Linked DNA regions of Homo sapiens: regions 2 and 3 are each linked to region 1. A link is a contact called in ENCODE Hi-C or POLR2A ChIA-PET data. All regions are on one chromosome and are shown on one strand. Each heading gives the region's core, a stretch centred on a gene start or an enhancer-like site at or near the end of the contact. The rest is flanking DNA. Distances are from core to core; before and after follow the strand shown.

The links. Hi-C counts contacts between places; a loop is a spot of excess contacts on that map. ChIA-PET counts read pairs that join two places held with the same protein, here RNA polymerase II (POLR2A). Pooled maps may share reads with other maps.
Region 2: a loop to region 1 is called in a pooled map, with 9 times the contacts of the local background. The contact joins the promoter of POLR3B here to the promoter of C12orf75 in region 1. A Hi-C loop is called at or near these places in 2 of 37 single-sample maps with no recorded cell type and 7 of 50 pooled maps. POLR2A ChIA-PET finds 5 or more read pairs at or near these places in 2 of 52 experiments (Panc1 and activated naive CD4-positive, alpha-beta T cell).
Region 3: a map of naive thymus-derived CD4-positive, alpha-beta T cell shows a loop between it and region 1 (7-fold over the local background). The contact joins the promoter of EID3 here to the promoter of C12orf75 in region 1. A Hi-C loop is called at or near these places in 1 of 168 maps with a recorded cell type or tissue (naive thymus-derived CD4-positive, alpha-beta T cell) and 7 of 50 pooled maps. POLR2A ChIA-PET finds 5 or more read pairs at or near these places in 2 of 52 experiments (activated CD4-positive, alpha-beta T cell and activated CD4-positive, alpha-beta memory T cell).

The regions. Positions count from the first base shown.
Region 1 is chr12:105,328,814-105,332,839 of GRCh38, reverse strand. It overlaps C12orf75 (chromosome 12 open reading frame 75), which reads right to left and starts at 2,149. Exons shown (of 6, transcript NM_001145199.2): 1 at 1,903-2,149. The coding sequence starts at 1,948. RefSeq lists an enhancer at 524-1,067 and silencers at 1,724-1,823, 1,854-2,513.
Region 2 is chr12:106,354,656-106,359,287 of GRCh38, reverse strand. POLR3B (RNA polymerase III subunit B) reads right to left here and starts at 1,540. Exons shown (of 28, transcript NM_018082.6): 1 at 1,337-1,540. The coding sequence starts at 1,408.
Region 3 is chr12:104,301,754-104,306,133 of GRCh38, reverse strand. It overlaps EID3 (EP300 interacting inhibitor of differentiation 3), which reads right to left and starts at 2,395. Exons shown (of 1, transcript NM_001008394.3): 1 at 929-2,395. The coding sequence starts at 2,199. The coding sequence ends at 1,198. The region is part of intron 4 of TXNRD1 (thioredoxin reductase 1); the gene reads right to left. RefSeq lists enhancers at 1,958-2,017, 2,048-2,287, 1,595-2,467, 4,259-4,380 and a silencer at 2,328-2,557.

The DNA of each region.
Region 1 (4,026 bases), core at 900-3,399:
TCATATTTTCCCCCCAAATTTGATTTTTACATTAACATTTTAGAGCTAGCTCATCATACCTTACCATCTTTCTATTTTCTTTTCTTTTCTTTTTTTTTTTTTTTAGATGGAGCGGAGTTCCACTCTTGTTGCCCAGGTTGGAGTGCAATGGTGCGATCTCAGCTCACTGCAACCTCCGCCTCCCAGGTTCAAGCAATTCTCGTGCCTCAGCCTCCCAAATAGCTGGGATTACAAGCAGGCGCCACCACGCCCAGCTAATTTTGTATTTTTAGTAGAGACTGGGTTTCACCATGTTGGTTACACTGGTCTCGAGTTCCTGAGCTCAGATGATCCACCCACCCCAGCCTCCCAAAGTGCTGGGATTACACAGGCATGAGTCACTGCGCCTGGTCCATCATTCTGATTTTCATTTGGCAATGGTACCCCCTCCCCATCCCTAAAACTGACAAGCAGTTCATTAATAAATCAAAATGTACATGCATGAAACTAGCCTCATTTTAAGGGAAATCTGCTACAAATCCTTCCTACAATTTTTTTTAATGTGGATAACTTTTCTTCACCTTTTTTAAGTAGGCTACACATGCAGTGGATTGCATACGGCCACAGTACCTAGTAGACTGAGACACAATTTGAGTGCGGGGTGTGGCCCTGACATTGTTTCATACAAGCAGAGCTTTCTGGCCACAGGCAGGTTTGAAGCCCGTCTGCCCTCATTAGCATAAGGTGCTACACTAACCTTCCCCACTGTTAAATGAATCTAAAAAGTTCGCTCTCCTGTGGCTCTCTGCATTGTCACCAGGACAGGATTTAATTCAAGACTCAAATTGAGTCTTAAACTCCATTTTTTACCGGCGTCTGGGTTAAGGGATGTGACAGGCCCAAGGTTACAAAGTCATTGCCAGGGCCTCCACAGCCGCCTAGGAAATACCGCAGCCTCTGACTGCTGTTTGCATTTGCTGGTTAGGCTAGGATGTGGCATCTGGTTGACTTCAATTGGAGGAGATAGGAGCTCTTTATCCAAAAGGACACTGAAATAGGTCAGCAGTTATTACTCAAAACAGATCCAGGGTACCTTAAATCCCGAGACATAGGCAGGGTGAAATAGAAGGGTGAGTTTTGGCAAAAGTCACTTGACACAAAGCCTGGCTGGCCCGGGGAAGCTAGAAGACCTTGCCTGCCAATCAACATGAAGTGGTATAAAAAGAAGTTTCTATTTGTGTGTGTGTGTGTGTGTGTGTGTGTGTGTGTTTAATGAAAAGTATCTTAACAGACTGTTAATAATAAAGCTCTGTCTCACATATGTAAAACATCCTTACTGCTGCAGCTTCTCAGAGAAATCCTAAGAGCAGCCCAGCCGGTCTTCGGCATCAAGGCAGACACAGATGCGTTTTTGCAGCTCTGCTTCTAGTTCTCCCCAACCCCACTCCCACCCTTCCCCGCTTCCTGCCCCACCACCACTGCCCGAAAAGTCCTGTCTTGCTCTGCTGCACTTTTCCAGGTGCAGCGCCTTGGTTCCGAGGAGATGGGGGAGAGGCCTGGAGGAGCAAGTGTGGGAGGTGGGGGAGCGGCCGGGGACCACGTCCGGGAATCCTCTCCCCCAGGAGAGCCCTGAGACCCGCCAGCTGCAGGTGAGCCCCGGCGGCTGCAGGGGAGCCCGCGACAGTCCTCCCCGCGCTCCCTCGGCAGAGACGCCCCGCAGGCTCGACTGCTCCAGGCGCAACCGCCCCCGCGCGGGGGACTTGCCACGCTTTCGGTCTTTCCAGAAACGGGCGGTCTGCTCCTGTCCCGAAAATGGGGACGGGGAGAGGGGGCTGCGCGCCCCCCACCCAAGATCCCTGCACCCTTCCTTCCCGCCGCCTCTCCCGCCCGCCCCCGCCGGCCCCCGCCTCCCGCCGGACTCACCTTGGCCCGCGCCCGCGCTGGTGGCGGTGGAGTTCCCGCAGCCCATCGCGCAGCCGGCCGGGGAAGCCGCGCTCCGGAGCTCTCGGCCGCGGGTCCTGGGGGCGGAGACCCAGACGAAGGGCGGCGCACCCCGAGCGGGAGGCTGACGGGGCCGCGAGGGGCCAGGAACCGAGTGGGGGCCGCCCCCTCCCACCGCCGGGAGACGCGGCCCGGGGCGCAGCGGGCTGCGGGCTGCCGGGCGGAAACCACCCGGCACCCCTCGCCCCGGCCCCGCCCCGCCCGGGGACCCGCCGGACCCACCCGTCGCCCCAGCAACCTCGGCACTGGCCAATCCCCAGCCTCCTGCGCGCTTCGCGGTCGGCCATTGGTCGTTATTACGAGGGGCGGGAGTTTAAAGTGGGCCCCGGGGCGAGGGAGCGGCAAGGGGCGTGGCCGGCGCAGCGGGGTGGGGGTGCCCACCTGCCCACCCTCAGCATCCTCCTCGCCTTGTCTTTGCTTTTCTTTCCTCACTTCCCCTCCCTGCCCCAGGATGTGGGGAGGAGAGGAAGTAGCAGGGGGCACCCTGCACAGTGGACGCCCAATAAATGCTATTGACTGAATGTTGTGCAGGTCTGAAGCCAAAACCGAAATCCCCAGCTGCTTTAACAGAAGGCCAACGCAGCTCTGTTCCCCATACGCACTGCCTGGCAAAAGTTCTTCCCCAGATTGGTCATCTTGACCTATTCCTCTTTAAAACAAATGTCTGCAACGATTTCAATAACTTGGATTCAGGACCTCCTCTCTGATAAATGAGAGAACTGTGGATGGGCACGGTGCTGTACGTTTCAACATGATAGTTGGGCCAGCGTTACTGCAGTCAGACTGTCTGAGTTAAAGTCTTCGTTCTGCCCCGTGATAGCTGCGTGACCTCAGGAAAGTAACTTAACCCATTGGGTACATCCCTTGTTTCACCTATAAAATGACAGTAACTCAGGTACATATAAAGTACCTAACAAAGTTCCCTATCTTTAGTAAATATCAGCTATTATCATTATTATTATTAACTCTAATAGAAATGAATACAAATTCCTTAAAGGGAAAGACTATCTGATTTTTCATAGCGTCCTCCTGGCTTGTAATACAGACTCACTAAATGTTTTGTGAGGTGACTTCAAGCCAGGAATTAAAGCTCCATTTTAAATTCACTTAATATTTGTAGGGAGCCTAGCCTGTGCCAAGTCCTTTGTTAAGTTCCGGGGATACAAATATGTGGGAGACAGTCTAACCAGGCAGATAGATTAAAATAAATTAATTACAATATAGAAGGAATGTTAACAGAGGAATACAGGTGCCATAGAGTCCCAGAGGATGCTGGGATGCTAGTTAAAAGACTTGCCTAAGGCCAGGCATGGTAGCTTACACCTGTAAACTAGCACTTTGGGAGGCTGACACGGGCGGATCACGAGGTCAGGAGTTCGAGACCAGCCTAACATGGTGAAACCCTGTCTCTACTAAAAATACAAAGATTAATTGGGTGTGGTGGCATACACCTGTAATCCCAGCTACTTAAGAGGCTGAGGCAAGAGAATCACTTGAACCTGAGAGGTGGAGGTTGCAGTGGGCCGAGATAGCACCACTGCACTCAAGCCTGGGTGACAAAGCGAGATTCTGTCTCAAAAAAACAAAACAAAACAAAAAAAAAACAGACTTCCCTGAAACCATACTGTTGTGTTTACATAAAAATAAAAATATGAACCAGAATCAAGGACTTGGCAGGTTTTTGAACATGGCCTTTGAGGCAATGGTGCGTTCTATCATTCAGGATGCAAAATATACAGCATTCTCCATTTGAAAATTAGCTGTGGTAGCCATGTGCTGAGAGGATAATTAATTCTTGGATAAATAAAGGCATTTTTTAGTTGACTTCTAGAAGTACTGCTTCTCTACCAGCCTGTGCTGTCTTGGTTCAGTGTCCATCCTAATACATAGCCAGAACTGGGGAAAAGGGAACTATCAAGTAGCCGAAAGATATTCTCCTGCTTATTTCTGTGCTGACACTAGACTCCAGCCTTAGGACACTTGTAAGAGACAGAAAATGGACCTTGACACCTAGAAACTGGCCTAGAAGCTGTGACACTCAACAGC
Region 2 (4,632 bases), core at 291-2,790, 1.0 Mb before region 1:
CTGAATCTGTTGGAACTGCTAATTCAACTTCCTTAACTTGTCAAACTATTATAAAGAGGTTTTGTTTTGTTTTCCTTGAGACAAGGTCTCAGTCACCCAGGCTGGAGTGCAGCAGCACAATTACGGCTCACTGCAGCCTCGACCTTCCAGGCTCAAGTGATCCTTCCACCTCAGCCTCCTGAGTTGCTGGGACAAGTGCACGCCACCACACCCAGCTAATTTTTGTATTATTTGTAGAAACAGGGTTTTGCCATGTCGCCCAAGCTGTTCTCAAACTCTTGAGCCCAAGTGATCCGCCCGCCTTGGCCTCCCAAACTACTGGTATTACAGGCCACCACGCCTAGCCAAGGAGGTTCTTATAATCCGATAGACTTACTGATCATGTCACTTTCCTGCTTAAACCCTTCAAAAGCTCTGCTCCAAGACAAAGTCCAAGCTCTGTCAGATGTTTATTGAAACTTTTCATAATCAAGACCCTTACTTAACCCTGTCTTTTATCTCTTCTCCTCTATTTTTCTTCACTCTAATACTACTGGATTTACTTTCCTTCCTCAAAAACATCCAATGGTCTTGCCGAGGAGGTTTCAAGTATCCTGTTCTCTTTCCCTGAAATCTCTCCTTTGCTATCTTCTCCGGCCACGTCTCCACTTCCCTATTCCACGTCAGTGTAGATTTTGAGGCTCAGAGAGATTACAAAATGTGCCTTATCAGATAACAAAATATGTCGACAGCCGCACTTCACTGGGCAGCTCGCTGTGGGGCAGCTGTCCTTAACTTCCGAGAAGCTGATGAAAGCTGTGGAGTCTCTCCCCCAGAAAACACACAGGCAAATTCTTTAGTAAATATTGAGGGCGTTTAAAATTCCCCTGCAACCCAAACTGGAACTTCAAGTTAAAAGGAAAGATGACTAGCTTGGAATTCAGACGATCTGGTTTTACCCCCACAGCCGGCTGTGGTGCCTCATGCAAATGGCCTGAGCTCCCTGGCCCCGTGTCCTCTGTAAGACTGCAAACATGCAATACGTCCCCCACAGTAAGTGCGAGGGTCAGTCCTCCCCACGCACACCTATGCTGGAAGAGCTCCAACCCTAGAGCCAGCAGCGGGGCTTCTCGGCCCCCGCAGCGGCTGACAGCTCCTCTGGGATCAGCCTTCACTCGCGCACGCGGAGGCCGGCTCTGGAAAAAAGACTCGCAAGCGCGACGCTCTGGGCATGCGCAGAAGCCCGGCGCATGCGCACAAACCGCCAGCCCGCCCCCTTGGCGGCCCGAGCACTCCGGGCAACGCCCCCTCAGGGCGCATCCTTGTCCCTGACGCTCCCTGCGTGCCTGGCACTGACCTCTACAGTCGGGATCGGCGCCGCCAGCTGCTCCGGAGTCAGGTTCCCAAACTCCTCCGCTAGCACGTCCATGCTGCTCACGAAGGAGGAAGAAACAGATAGAACCTCCGCGCCCGCCTTCCCTGCACCAAGCAAACTGCAAGACTCCCGGCGAACGGTGCGCGGAGGCCTAAACTGTCCCCGCCGTGCGTGTTAGCTAGAGACGCGGTAGAAAGGTTCCGCCCGCTCCCTGCCCGAATCTGCGGTGGAACCCGGATGTGGCCGAGGCCGAGTAAGGAAAGTACGCCCTCTGGTGTAGCTCGGAGGTCTGGCGCAGGGAATCCTAAGCCCCAGCTGTCAGGTTTCTTGCCAATTCTCTGGTAATTGAGACCAGCAAAACATAGTGGTTGTCATTTTAAAAGTAATCCGAAGAAAAGTGTAAACGCATAATTTACGCAACTTGAACCACTGAGGCAGAGAATTATTTAATGTAGTCCAAAATTCTATGCATTGTTTAGTATGGAAGAGCAGGAAACGTCCCAAATGCCTACCAATAGAAGATTGATTAAATAAATGATGGTACATGCGTGTAATGGAAGAGTGTTGAAAATTCTCAAAAGCACTAGATGGAAGATGTAGGAGTAAATACCCAGCGCATGGAGAAATTTAATATGAAAAGATGACATTTACGTTAGTAGGGGAAGGATGGCCTGTCCAGTAAATAATGTTTGAAGAGCTGATTACCCATTTGGGGAAAAAATACATGTAAGTGAATCTTTTGTGGATTAAATATTGAAATGTTAACAAAAACTTAGAAGAAAATGTAAGTGCAGATATTCATAACATTGAGATGTTGAAGACTTTCAAGACGGCAACAGTCAAATCATAAAGGATTTTATAATCTAAACACGATTTTATGATTCCACGGAAAATTTTTAATTTTCTGAACAGATTTTAAAAAATCACCAACAAATAGAATTAATAAAAAATAAATTGGCAGAAGACAAAGGGCTGGTCTCTCTAATTTAAAATGAGCTCATACAAATCAACAGAAAGAAAAATCCTATTAGAAAAAACAAGGCAAAATGCACCAATTAATTAATGGGTACGGAGTTTCGGTTTGGGAAGATGCAAAAGTTCTGTAAATGGAGAATGGTGATGGTTGCACAACAGTGTGAATGTATTTAATGCTGCTGACCTGTACATCATTTTAAAGGGTTAAAATGCTAAGTTTTATGTATATTTTACAACGATAAGAAAAGTTATGAAAATTTGTAAGTACATATATGCTTTCCAATTTCTCCCTCATAAAGGTAGAACCCTTGCACCAGGTTAATTATTCTTATTTACTAAAGAGCTACTTAAATTTCAGTACTTGTATTTTCTTTTTTTTTTTTTTTTTTTTTTTTTTTGAGACGGAGTCTCGCTCTGTCGCCCAGGTGGGACTGCGGACTGCAGTGGCGCAATCTCGGCTCACTGCAAGCTCCGCTTCCCGGGTTCACGCCATTCTCCTGCCTCAGCCTCCCGAGTAGCTGGGATTACAGGCGTGAGCCACCGCGCCCGGCCGTATTTTCTAAGTATTGCACTGATATCTGAAATACGAGAAGAATGGAAAAAACACCAAAAGTAGAATCAACCCTGCCTTTGAAGTTCTTACAATTTACTTATTACAGAGACAAGATACAACTTGTGTCTCATCATTGTGCATTACCAGATTGCAACCAATTTAGCATCTAGCCTAGAAGGGACTGTGAAAGTGATTTATAGATGGCAGAGGATCTCAAGGTTGGCTCAAGTGTGTTGGTTGTCTGTGCCAAAGTCTTCTTTGCTTTCCATTATCAAGGTGATTCTCCGACTTTAGGGTGTATCAGAATCACCTGGAGAGCTTGTTAAACTAATCTCAGCTTTCTGATTGGTAAATTGGGGCTGAAATTTTGCTTTTTTGGTGGGGGGCGGGGATGGAGTCTTACTCTGTCGTCCAGGCTGGAGTGCAGTAGTGCAATCTTAGCTCACTGTACCCTCCCAGGTTCAAGCGATTCTCCTGCCTCAGCCTCCCGAGTAGCTGGGATTACAGGCGCGTGCCACCATACTCAGGTAATTTTTGTATTTTTAGTAGAGACGGGGTTTCGCCATATTGGCCAGTTTGGGCTCAAACTCCTGACCTCAGGTGATCCGCCTGCCTCGGCTTCCCAAAGTGCTGGGATTTCAGGCGTGAGCCACCGCGCTGGCTGCAAATTTGCATTTTTTTTTTTTTTTTGAGACAGAGTCTCACTCTGTCACCCAGGCTGGAGTGCAGTGGCTCGGTCTTGGCTCACTGCAACCTCAGCCTCCTGGGTTCAAGTGATTCTCCTGCCTCAGCCGCCTTAGTAGCTGGGACTACAGGCATGCGCCACCACACCCGTCTAAATTTTTATTTTTAGTAGAGACGGGGTTTCACCATGTTGGCCAGGCTGGTCGCGAACTCCATACCTCAGGTGATCCGCCTGCCTCGGCCTTCCAAAGTGCTGGGATTACAGGCGTGAGCCACCACTCCCGGCCTGCAAATTTGCGTTTCTAGTAAGTTCCCTGCTGTTGCTTTCCAGTGATTATGCTTTGGAAATCACTAACCTAAGACTTATCACTCAATGCCATATCCTCTTTTTATGTGTCTCATTATCCAGACTGAGCTCTTGGTACGGGAACTATCTTGTTTGTCTTTGTGTTTCCAACTTCTAACCCATCAGTTGTTCCTGAATATATTTGTGTTGAATGAGTGAGTTGAAAGAAAAAATGCAACGAATGGGTGATGTTTGATATTATACTCACTTTTTAAGAATCCTGATTGTTTTTAGTTTCTCTTCAAAAGCAGGAGGCTCTGGTAGCCATGGTCCCAAAGTCCTATACGGCAACAATCGGCTAATGCTGAACGGTGTTGGCCCTTAGACCATAGCTGCCACAGTCCCTCATAGTCCTTCCCCCAGATCAAATCTATAACTTCTTTCTGATACCCTAAGGGACTGGAGTTTTGAAACCAAGAAGCCAGGAACAGTCTCAGCATTTCTTTGTTTTCTGCTGCCATGTCCTTTTCCTGAGGTATTAGTACAAAAAGACCAGTGGTTTGAATAGAGGGGTGGGAAATTAGGGAAAAGAGATCACAAGGCTGGGCGCGGTGGCTCACGCCGCCTGTAATCCCAGCACTTTGGGAGCCCGAAGCAGTGGATCATGAGGTCAGGAGTTTGAGACCAGCCTGGCCAACATGGTGAAACCCTGTCTCTACTAAAAGTACAAAAATTAGCCCGAGGTGGTGGCGCACATCTGTAATCCCAAATACTCGGGAG
Region 3 (4,380 bases), core at 1,146-3,645, 1.0 Mb after region 1:
CCAGGTGTTCGAGACCAGCCTGGCTACCATGGCGAAACTCTGTTCCTACTAAAAATACAAGTATTTGCTGGGTGTGATGGCACACACCTGTAATCCCGGCTACTTGGGAGGCTGAGGCACAAGAATCGCCTGAACCCCGCAGGCAGAGGTTGCAGTGGGCCGAGATTGCACCACTGCACCCCAGCCTGGGCAAGAGTGATACTCTGTCTCGAGGGGGAAAAAAAAAGATAGAAATGCAAAATTAAAGTGGGACAAATATTCAAAGTTGTTACATGATGAAAAAGCGTAGATTGTGAAGGACATTCTATGTACTAGCAAAGACCACAAAGGGACACTAGGGGCCAGAGAAGAAATTCAGTAGATAAAAACTACAACTGGATAGCAAGATCTTGTGTTCAATGTATAATAGTTTGACAAAAACATCTTCTCAGGATATTAATAGATGAAGTTATTCAATTGTTGCCCAGCTTATCAAATATAATAGTTTTTCCATAAATCTAATGGTCCTCTCGTGCCTAACTTCTAACAATTCCATGCATTTGACCTTGCTATTCTCTTGCCTAGAATGCCTTTTCCTTCTTCGTGTTTCTACTCACCTTTCACCCTTAGCTGATACCTCAACTACTACAGCAGAGACACTACTTTTGCTGAGTACAATAACAGAAATTGTTTAGAATATGGATACTCACTCATAAATCCTAAGTCTTCCTTGCAATGACTTTTTTAGTCTTAATGTTGCATATTCACTGCCTTACAGACAGGTTTTTTTTTTTAACTTTTGTTTTTTACCCACTCTTTGCCCAACCTGGTTAGGAACCCTTTCTGGGATTCTCTTGGTTCCCTATGACAGAGAAAGCAACGCATCACAGAGCATCATCACTGATTTTCGTAAATTATTATGTTTTGCAAATTATCAAATATCCCTTAATTTGGTATCCAAAACTTGTTTTTATTAATAGTCTTAAAGGGCATTCAATAAAACGTTCCCATAAATATGCCAGTGAATTTGTTTTAATAACAGAAGATCATGACCTTATAAATTACTAAGAAAAATATGCTGCACAGTAAAACAATGTCTGATGTTCTTGAAAATACTTTTTCACTTTACAAGAGATACAATATGTGCTTCAGTTTACATTTTACTCTCCATCTAACTTCAGAAAAAAAACACAAAAAGGATGCTATACTAAGAAATCTTTAGTATGAGGAGTATGTAATCATAGCCTCAGAAATTTCAAAAGCTGCCACAATGTTTTTCCACTCCTGTAAAGTCAAAGATATAACTCCCTGTTTCCTGCCATGGCAACTGGAATCATTTCCCTCACCCATTTGGTTAACATTCATCGGCTCTAATATTGGCAGCCTGTCTTCATCAAGCCTTATTCTTGCAAAACCATCTCTTACAATAAAAGAAACATAAAATATATTCTCCACAGTACGAGAAAAAGAGTTTGGATCAATCACAAACTCAAAATAGGACACAGGAGTATCAGGATACTTTCGAAAGTAGGTTTGCAACAATCCCAAAATCCTTTCTACGTTTTTTTCTGTCGCTTCTGGATAACTACTCAGGTCCAACTTCTGCAACTTTGTAGGCATGTTGCCATTTTCTTCCATCTTGCGAACTTTTTTCTGGTGTTCAAGTCGGGGCTTTGGTGCAGAACGTTCTAGCTTGAATGAACCAAAAACAAAATGGAATGTCTCAGCTTTTACCATCCAGGATGTTGCTTCCTTTTCTATTGCCTTCCAGAAGGAAAGAGCTATGCTATCATCACAATCACTCAACTTGTCAGGATCGCCTTCCATCCAATTCAGACCCACGAACAGAAACAGAAAGTCACAAAATGCTAACTGATTAAAGAAGTTCATATCTGAGTTTAACTGCTTTGCCTTTTCTTTACCCAAATCAGAAGCCATAACAAGAAACCGGGCGTCGAGGGCTGCTTCTCTGGTTCGGCTCACGCCATCAAAGAGGACGTTGGCTTCCTCCAGAGCCTCGGTTAAGGAGTTGTTCGCCGAGCTCACGATGTCCTCCCGGTTCTGCCGCACGCAGTACATGAGCTGCCGGTACTGCCTGCGGATGCTGCGGCACTTCTCCTCGTCAGCGGTGAGCTCCAGGAGCTTTGGGTCTACGTCGGCCTCCCCAGAGCTGAGGTCGTCGGAGCAGCCCGCGGCCCTCACTGACACATCCATCTTCATCAGCGCTCCCTCCGCCGCCGCCTACTTCGCCGCGTACTCGCTACCGGGGATGATCACGAGCTGCTCCTCTCCTTTCTCTTCGTCTCCCTTCCGGGAAGCTTTTTCAACCAACATGCCGGCCACGGGTATCTCTGAGGTAACGGCCCTCCCAGCGTGTGGAAAGTGGCGGCAGTTAGAGCCGAGGACGCCCGCCCATGCGCACTAGCGGCCCGGCCCGGCGCGACCCGCCCCCAGCACGCTCCGCGGGAAGACAGCCCCGCCCCGGCCCGGCCCAGCCACAAGCCGAGGCGCTCGCTCATAGACCAGCGCGGCGCTCCCAACACGCGCAATGATGGGCCCTGACCTCACACGCGACTAATGCCCGCTCAGGGGACAGCTATTCTTTTTCAAAGCGTTTACCGACTGGATCACCTCACTTTAAAAAAAAACACTTTTGGACAACTTTACACAAAACTATTGAGGAGACTAAAGGTCCTGCGCTTTAAAACGCTCGCTGCCATCATATACTGCAGTGAGGTCGACCTGGTTTTGGTTTTTTGTGAACTAAATCTGGCTGGACTGTAAACCGTCGGTAAGGCCAAGGACCGTGAAAAGCAGAAACTCCATTAAGCAGGCTAAACTCTCAGTTCTTTTGCAAGGTGGTGTTTGGACTCATTATACAAATGTAAATCGGGTTAATTACTTTCACATGTCCTCTTAAAAACCAAGCCCCCTCCAATACCCATCCTGAGTATCTGTGGGATCGGGGGAGCCTCCAATATCCGTGCTAACCCCTGCAGGAAACTGGGTGCTGGGCACGGGCATTACTCAGGTGAACTTTGGTTCTCCACTACCCAGGAGTGGAAGAATAGAATGGGTAGAGATCTCTGCAAAAGAGCTATTTACTTGGAAGCTTGCCAACAGCTAAAGGCCACCGACACTGAATGGGTAGTAACTCTGAACCCTAAAAGGTGGGCAAAGCTATGAAAATTTCAGATACAGTCTAAGGATATGAAAGCTTAATCTGTAAACTGGGTGAGTAATCTGCGTGGGAAAATTTACCCATTGGATTTAATGGGGTCACTGGAAACTCAAGTGCAGTTAAAGACGTGACTCCTTATCTGTCTCACCAGCAGCAAATAGCAAAGTATACATAACAATGGGAATGGCCGGGCGCGGTGGCTCACGCCTGCAATCCCAGCACTTTGGGAGGCCGAGGCGGGCGGATCACGAGGTCAGGAGATCGAGACCATCTTGGCTAACCCGGTGAAACCCCGTCTCTACTAAAACTACAAAAAATTAGCCGGGCGCGGTGGCAGGCGCCTATAGTCCCAGCTACTCGGTAGGCTGAGGCAGAAGAATGGCGTGAACCCAGGAGGCGGAGTTTGCAGTGAGCCGAGATCGGGCCACTGCACTCCAGCCTGGGCTATAGAGCGAGACTCCGTCTCAAAAAAAAAAAAAAAAAAAAAGGGAATGAATACATCTGGTTTTTAAAGAGAACATGCACACAAACAACCCATGAGCATCAACAGCTTTTCAAACCTGCAACAGGTACACCTTAAAAAAAAAAAGACACCCACAATTGCACCTGTCCAATTGCCAGTTTCATAGCACCAGGAAGTAAATTAGCCCTACCTTCCTTTATGCATATAGACTTGTTCTATTTCTTTAGCATTAGCAGAAAGTTTTTTGTAAATGTATAAACAGCAAAATCTAGTAGTATTAAGTTACTCCAAAATCCTTATATTACCATTTGCTCCCAATTATTTTATTAACTAGGGGTAATTCAGGGAGATACGTGCATTTTTCAAAACACCATGCATTACGGTTAGTTGTACATATATATGATCCTACCCTATTAGATTGTTGGCTTCTCAAAAACAAAAGCTGCGTTTTAGATCTTCCAAACATAGCTGTTTTTACACGGAGATGCACTTATGTACTGAATGTATAACTTAAAATAGATTTAAAACTATCCCAGCATCTACTGCAAGTTATTTGGCAGCAAAGATTTAAGTTCACAGATTCGTGGAATTAATCCTACACACTGAAAGGAAAAGTTGACTGCTCTTCAGAAAAAGTTCTTATCCCTCTTCTAAAATAAAGGAAAAATGAAAGAAAGGTAAGTTGAGACCCAGGATCATTCAAGGATCGTATCTGTCCCTAGTCTGGCCAATTACAAACTAGTATTTGAACTTGTTT